Regions from separate parts of the Homo sapiens genome. Here region 1 is linked to region 2. A link is a contact called in ENCODE Hi-C or POLR2A ChIA-PET data. All regions are on one chromosome and are shown on one strand. Each heading gives the region's core, a stretch centred on a gene start or an enhancer-like site at or near the end of the contact. The rest is flanking DNA. Distances are from core to core; before and after follow the strand shown.

Evidence for each region. Hi-C counts contacts between places; a loop is a spot of excess contacts on that map. ChIA-PET counts read pairs that join two places held with the same protein, here RNA polymerase II (POLR2A). Pooled maps may share reads with other maps.
Region 1: a map of CD4-positive, alpha-beta T cell shows a loop between it and region 2 (4-fold over the local background). The contact joins two enhancer-like sites. A Hi-C loop is called at or near these places in 2 of 168 maps with a recorded cell type or tissue (CD4-positive, alpha-beta T cell and naive thymus-derived CD4-positive, alpha-beta T cell) and 7 of 50 pooled maps. POLR2A ChIA-PET finds 5 or more read pairs at or near these places in 1 of 52 experiments (A673).

Annotation. Positions count from the first base shown.
Region 1 is chr13:32,260,103-32,263,914 of GRCh38, forward strand. It overlaps FRY (FRY microtubule binding protein), which reads left to right. Exons shown (of 61, transcript NM_023037.3): 52 at 1,514-1,714; 53 at 2,212-2,373. Among named protein-coding and RNA genes, the nearest start is that of ZAR1L, 53 kb to the right of the region's middle. Within about 2 kb of position 1,614, at least 17 of the 41 ENCODE cell types and tissues checked have a DNase peak (open chromatin) inside an H3K27ac peak, as active enhancers do.
Region 2 is chr13:33,727,200-33,730,926 of GRCh38, forward strand. No RefSeq gene overlaps it. Among named protein-coding and RNA genes, the nearest start is that of RFC3, 89 kb to the right of the region's middle. Within about 2 kb of position 1,497, at least 10 of the 41 ENCODE cell types and tissues checked have a DNase peak (open chromatin) inside an H3K27ac peak, as active enhancers do.

The sequences.
Region 1 (3,812 bases), core at 364-2,863, 1.5 Mb before region 2:
ATCTGTGAGAATGGCAAGCTTGTTTCACTAGGAGACAGACACGACCCTCTGCTTTAAAACAGAGGGAAATTAATAAATGATAATGCTCATAAGTTTAACAGTAACTCACATCTCTCATATTATGTTGTTCACTGAGCTCTCATCAGAAAAAGTTGTTTTATTTTATTCCAATGAACCATCAGGCAGTGTTTCAAATTACCAGTAAATGAAAAGATTCTGTACTAGATTTTGTCAGATCATTTGTTTAGGTTAAAATTTGCATATCAGTCAGCTGAGTAATATTTTTCTTCCTTTATTCCTAACAGAAAGAAAAATAAAACCCAAATCCATTTCTAGAAAAAAAAAGTTATGTTAGTCAAATACACTTATTTATTAACTGATGGTTTGTAGAGAAAGTCTGAATGCAACTAAAAGCTTTCTTTAACACTTACATGGCCACTTAAGCTAGTTCTCGGTAATTCAAAATATACAAATCAACAATAATATTTGGGGCCGGGTGCAGTGGCTCACGCCTGTAATCTCAGCACTTTGGGAGGCCGAGGCGGGTGGATCACTTGAGGTCAAGAGTTCAAGACCAGCCTGGCAACATGGCAAAATCCTGTCTCTACTAAAAATACAAAAAATTAGCCTGACATGGAACCCAGAAGGTGGAGGTTGCCGCAAGCTGAGATCGCGCCACTGCACCACTCCAGCCTGGGCAACAGCAAGACTCTGTCTCAAAAGAAAAAAACAAAAAAACAGTAATAGGCTGGATGTGGTGGCTCACGCCTGTAATCCCAGCACTTTGGGAGGCCGAGGCAGGTGGATCATGAGGTCAGGTGATCAAGGCCAGTCTGGCCAACATAGTGAAATTAACAATTTTCTACACCGGGACAATTATTTAAAGATGAGCCTAAAGCAAAAGTTAAGGTGTTGCTGCTCTGGCCTCTGCATAGTGCATGATCCATCAGACTTTGCCCAGCTGCTCTGATAGTCTTTAACTCTGCATTGTATCTGTGAAAATTGCTGTGGCAGAAATAGGCTGGAATGTTTACCTAATGCTCTTCCACTAAATACCCAAAGGATTCTGGAATGTGCTACAAGCAGCATAGCTCCTACTTTTTTCTCCTTCTGAAAACAGTACTAAACAGGGGCCGACCTCAGGGTGGTGGGAGTGGGTGACACCTCTTTTGAAGTTTTCATACTAATGGTCTCTTTGTTACAGATTTTTGAAAACACAGATCATTGGTAGTGTTTACCAAAATCAACTTTTTAAAAAATGTAATTATTACCCACCATGCCAAAGAAAAGTATGTAATCATTTCTGCCTATGACTTCACATGAGTTTACATGAAAATAGTGTGCTTTTACTACTTTTCACATTGGGTAAACAAAAGTTTTGATACCAAAGTCGATGAGGGCCTAAGAGTTAATAATGACAATATTTGTTCCCAAGCTATGACTAATTGAATGTGTGAACATGTGAGTGCAAGAGGATTTTGGCATAAAAAACCGGCTGATGGTGTGATTTCAGGGTGAGAGTATGGACAATTTCAACTGGGGAGTGCGCAGACGTTCTCTGGACAGCCTGGATAAGTGTGATATGCAGATTCTGGAGGAGCGCCAACTGTCAGGAAGCACTCCTAGCCTGAATAAAATGCACCATGAGGACTCCGATGAATCATCCGAGGAGGAGGACCTCACAGCCAGCCAGATCCTGGAGCACTCAGACCTAGTAAGTAGCGGCTCTCCCACTCTAAGAATTGGGAGGCTTATTTTTTGTAACTAATGCAGGAGGACAGTTTCCAGTTGCAGCTAAGGAAACTTTCCACAGCTGCTGAACTAAAATCGGAACTGTCAGGTGGTGTCATACGGGTTCTAGCTGGCAGAGTCTTCTCTGTAGGTTGCAGATGGAAACAAAGACTGGGGTCCATGTGATTCACCCTGAAAGCCACCAGATCTGTTAAGGCCTAGATTTTTCCCAAATACCTTTTATGATTCTGGAATCTTTTTAAAAATTCCCCAGATCTCTAAAGTGTGGAGATATGACAGACATTTTGATGTGATTTTCTGAAAATACCTGGATTACTAGCTGCTATGTTTAAGGCCCAATAATGGTGAAATGTGGAAGTTAAAAAATTAAGACGTATTAACCAACAACTAGAGAATAAATGGAGCTTTTAAAGAATGGGAACTTCATACTATGTTTAATTTCCTTTGCTTTTTAAACAGATCATGACTCTCTCCCCCTCTGAAGAGACGAATCCCATGGAGCTGCTCACCACAGCCTGTGACTCGACCCCTGCAGAACCTCATTCCTTTAACACCAGAATGTCCAGCTTTGATGCTTCCTTGCCTGATATGAATAATCTGCAGATTTCTGAGGGTTCAAAGGTGAAGAGATTTTAACAATGATGATTTGTACTTCCCTTAAAACCCTTAAAAAAAAACACTTCCAATTTTCTGAGAATTCTTAAGGGGTCTCAAGTAGAAAGACTATCTTTATCTTTTTCTTTCTCTCTTTTTTAAAATAATAGAAGTTTGTGCACCTGAGCCTATGTTTTGAAGTTGTTTTACCCCCACAAACTTGAGCAGCCATCTTCTTGGCTGAAAGACTTGATTTGAGGTCTTTTTAAAATGAGACATTTTGCATGAACACTGCTGGTGGATGGCAAAACCAGTGGTGTATGTCTGAGATGGCTGTGACTGGGAAACTGCTGATCTTTGTCATGAATTTTATAAAACAATATGCTAAGTGAGGTGTGGGTGTATGCACATATTTGGGGAATTTTTTCCTTTGTAGGAAACAATTATACAATTTGTACATTGATTCAGTGCTTGCCTTTTGGCATACTATCAGAATTTTTAATGTCAATCACAGTCTTATGCCAGATTCGCACAAAACTCTTCTTGCCAGAGTCTGTGAGGAGAAAAGTAACTAATGGATGTAATTTTCTTAATTAGAAAAAATCTAACAGTGTATATTTCATTTAAAGTTTATTTTATTAAAATGTCCTGAAAACCATCCACTTGCATGCTATGCCCACATCTATGCCCATCAGTATAGAATTGTATTTCCTTATAGTAGAAATACCAAAATAATCTATTACCATTAAGATAGAGTCAAGCACTGTCTATCATGAGTTTGGTTATGGTTGTGCAAGTTCAAAAGAAAAAATAAAATCGAAAAAATTTCATAAAAGTATATTCCTTCTGACATTTCTAATGGAAAAATATAATATTGGCTATTCTATATTCTCTGATAGCATAGTAAAAATAGATCAGAAATCTAGGAAAATCTATGTGCTTTAAACCAAGGGCAATCACCAAATTACAATTACCTAAAAATATTGAAGCTTAAATAGTAATTATTTCTAAGATTGCCTCATTGCAAAGGTACTACAATCAGGATTCTTGGAATTAGCAGAGTTCTTTTTTAGCCAAAAGAAAAAAACAAAAAACAAAAAGCCCAGAAAGAAAAGTTGTCTAAGTTAAAATTCTAAGATTATGAAATTAAATTTCATAGAAAAAAATCACAAAATATATGTGCATTTGATATTTCTCAATGTCAATATGGTCATTTTCTCCATTTTTCTATTTTGAATGCTAAAAACATATAGATTTCTCATAGAAAGTGCTACCTAAGGCCAGGCGCTTTGGCTCACACCTGTAATCCCAGCACTTCGGGAGGCCGAGGCGGGTGGATCACGAGGTCAGGAGTTCAAGACCAGCCTGGCCAAGATGGTGAAACCCTGTCTCTACTAAAAACACAAAAAAATTAACCGGTCATGGTGGCGGTGCCCGTAATCCCAGCTACTCAGGAGGCTGAGGCA
Region 2 (3,727 bases), core at 247-2,746:
TCCATGAGGACACAGCAGTAAGTTTGCCATTTGCAAGTTTTTAGAACATAGCAGACTTCTAACAGAAACAATGTTATCCTCTGTCTTACTAAGTTTTATAGTATGATTTTCCATTGCCTGAAATCTCTAATTCTGTAAACCATCCGAACTATATTTAAGTAAAGTAGTTCACTTGTGCATTTTGATAGAGTTTGATGTTTGCTTCTTCTATTTTGAGGAGGAACATGCCACCCACTCTTGGATGAAGTGGTGATTTAACTATAACTATAATACAGATATCTGACTCAACAACTGGCTGGAGTTCTGAAAGTAAAACCATGCAAATCAAGGAGATGGTAGCCAGCCTTAAATTCTCTATTGCCTCATAGTAAATTTATCTATAACATCCTTTGGAATGCTCAGATCGCTTCTAGTTATATCAAGATCATCAGTAAGTCTGCTCAAGAAAAGCCAACCTCCTCTTTCTTGGTCAAAAGGTGGGTTTAAACTTTTTAAATTTCGGTATCTAAAGGCAATTTTTAAAAAAGTTTTCAATGTTTTTGAAAGATTGAACTTTCCAGATTTAAATATTTTTTCATACTCTTAACCAAGTTGTAAAGTTCTGAGCCTGTGGAGGGGTTGGGGGTTGAAGGATAGAGTTTTCATATACCCATATGAAATGCACATACATAATCACATGCCACAAACCACAATCACTGTTAGAACTGTACAGTGTGACCTTGATAGGTACGGGCCCTGCTGGCACAGGACTTACAGATTGGTGGGGCAGAAAAATATTAAAAACTACACAAATGGCCAGATGGATACAAATATGATAAGAGCCATGAAGGAAAACATTTAGTTGAAAGCACTGCAATACAAGTGAGTCCAATATATGTCAAGTACAACACAAAGCATCTTCTTTGCATGGGTTTTACTACTTTCTAGCACATTCTTGCAGTGTTCTTAGGTAGGCAGCAATGCTGTAAGACACAGTGAGGTGAAAATTAGGAGAAAGTAGTGACAGAATATTTTTCCTCTTAATGTAAATTGTGAAGGAAAAAAATTCCTCTACAAAAATTCCCGTAGTCTAAACTCCACATTTTCAAAAGTCCTTAGAGCCATGGCAAGTTTCCATGGAGCACAGATTGAACTCTCTCATGTAGAAGAATAACCTACTTGTTTTCAGGAGAAAGGCGGGAAAAGTGCCTGAAACCACACCCACTAATGACATCAACAATTTCCAGAAGGAAGGCTCGCCCATAAAAAGGGTGCCAGCTTGGCTGGACAGAGAAAGCATGATGGTGGCCCCACCCATGATGTCAGCCCTGGGCCCTGACCGTACAGAACCTTCACACTGGGTTTCTTAAGGACCAGTTGCCATCTTGTCTCCTCCCTCCCCACAGCCCAAACTCAAATGCTAACTTTGACCTTCCTTCCTGCCCCTGCTGTGTCAGTTGGCATGTCTCAGGACTGTAGCAAAAGAAAGCTGGATTTTTTCCAGGAATAGCTTCAGTCTTGCTCAGATGAAAGGCAGGATGCCAGGGCGAGGTGATTTTGTTATTAATCAACCTTGATTTGCAGAAGATGACACAGATGCCAGGTCTGTGCTTTAAGTATCCTTTCAGCAGTGCTGAAAGTCAAATATTATTCAGCTAGGTTCTAAGCAGGCAGTTTAAATCATGCTAAAGGCTGTGCCATTTCAGTGCTAGAAACAGGAACTGAAAACGAATAATGTGCTATTGGGAAACTGCGGTGAACTCTGTCATTTTGAACCCTGAGCACCTGTTTGTACTTGTAAAGCTGAGAGTTCATGTCGAGGGAACATGGAGCTATTGGAATATGGCAGGACTGAATCTGTCCAACTTGACTTCAAGGGCATTTAAGTGAAAATTTGCTTTAAACAGTCAATGCTGAGGAGAGAAGAGACTCTGGAAATCTATAATCTAATCCTTGGGGAGCATTTCTAGTTTAATAAGTGGTAGAACACATTGCCCATCTTAGACAATCACCCATAAAAAATGTCCTGACCAAAATCCTGCTAGGCTATGCAAGTACTCCTAGTACTGAATGTCGGCTCAGTGAGTGCACACTTTGACTTTATTAATGGTGAACCATTTATCTGGACCCATGATAAGAGTCAAGTCTACCCTTTCATAAATTGATTTTGTTTTGTTTTCTAATGAAAAGTTTTAAACAATCTATATAAATGGCATATTGTCTAAATTGTAAAGTGTCGAGATGACATTTCATTTGTTTTTTGTTCTATTGAGAAATGGAAAGGTTAAGGGCTTCGGTGTCAAATGGATCAAAATTCAGACTCCAGTTTAGATACTTATGAGCTGTGCAATTCTGAGCAGTTTGCCTAACCTCTTAAAACTTCAGTTTTCAGCCGGGAGCGGTGGCTCATGCCTGTAATCCTAGCACTTTGGGAGGCCGAGGCAGGTGGATCATGAGGTCAAGAGATTGAGACCATCCTGGCCAACATGGTGAAACCCCGTCTCTACTAAACATACAAAAATTAGCTGGGCGTGGTGGCAGGCGCCTGTAGTCCCAGCTACTTGGGAGGCTGAGGCAGGAGAATCACTTGAACCAGGGAGGCAGAGGTTGCAGTGGGCCGAGATTGTGCCACTGCACTCCAGCCTGGTGACAGAGTGAGACTCCGTCTCAAAAACAAAACAAAACAAAACAAAAACTTCAGTTTTCCTCATTTGTAAAATGGAATCATTATAACAATACCTTGCACGAGCTAAAAACTTTCCTGTCACATATGCTAGAGGCCTAGCCCAGAGTATCTAAGTGCTCCATAAATGGTGGAGAGCTGCCGAAGTAGTGGGAATGGAAGTAGCAAGAATGTTATGAACAGTATTTGTCTTTCTGAAAGAGACTGCTCTTGACAAAAAGAATCATATCATACACTTCAGTGGAATTTCTCAGCATTTCTAGCATGGGGTGCAGGCAACAATCAGTGCTAGCTGAAATGTACTGACATGAATGAGTTGGGCATCAGTACATTTTCCCAGCTAGGATAATGGAGCAGGGAGGCAAGGTCACCAACTATTTTCTAGAGAGAGACATGTTAACACACACAGAGTGCTTCACTAGAAACATAGAAATAAGAACTTCCTCTGTCACAAAGGGTGTGAGATACTTGAGGGTGAAGAGGGGAGCAGTGGGGGGTAGAAGGTGGGGAAGGAAATGATGCAGAACCATTACAACATGGGCCAAATAACAAGTGAGAGGGAACGAAAAGAAGGGAACTCATGCTTGCTGAGCATGATATGTCAGCACTTGACACAAAATCCTTACTCTACCCTGAAATTTAAGTCCTTTTAGCCTCAGAGAGCTTAAATAAACCTGCCCAAGGTCCCACAGCCAATAAATGGTAGAACTAAAAATTGTACTTAGGGCTCTCCACCTTCAAATGGGGGTTCACTCACAGCTGCATGCCGCCACCCTGCTGTATCACAGTGCTCAGGATTTTTATGCGATGCCAATTTCTCCTCCAGCTGCCTCCCTTTCCTCACCCTTCATATAGATGATGTATAATTTATCATTCAAACCAGGCGACGTTGGAGACTCGAAGAGGGAGCTGTTTCTCCAGGACAACAGGCCAAACCAGCACTGTCTTAGGCAACACTGGACAGTTACTCACTCCACTCAAAAGAGTTATCTACACTCTGAGCTTCCTCAGCCCTCAAGCACTAATAACTACACTTATGCTATTCACTCTCTAAATGCTCTGGCT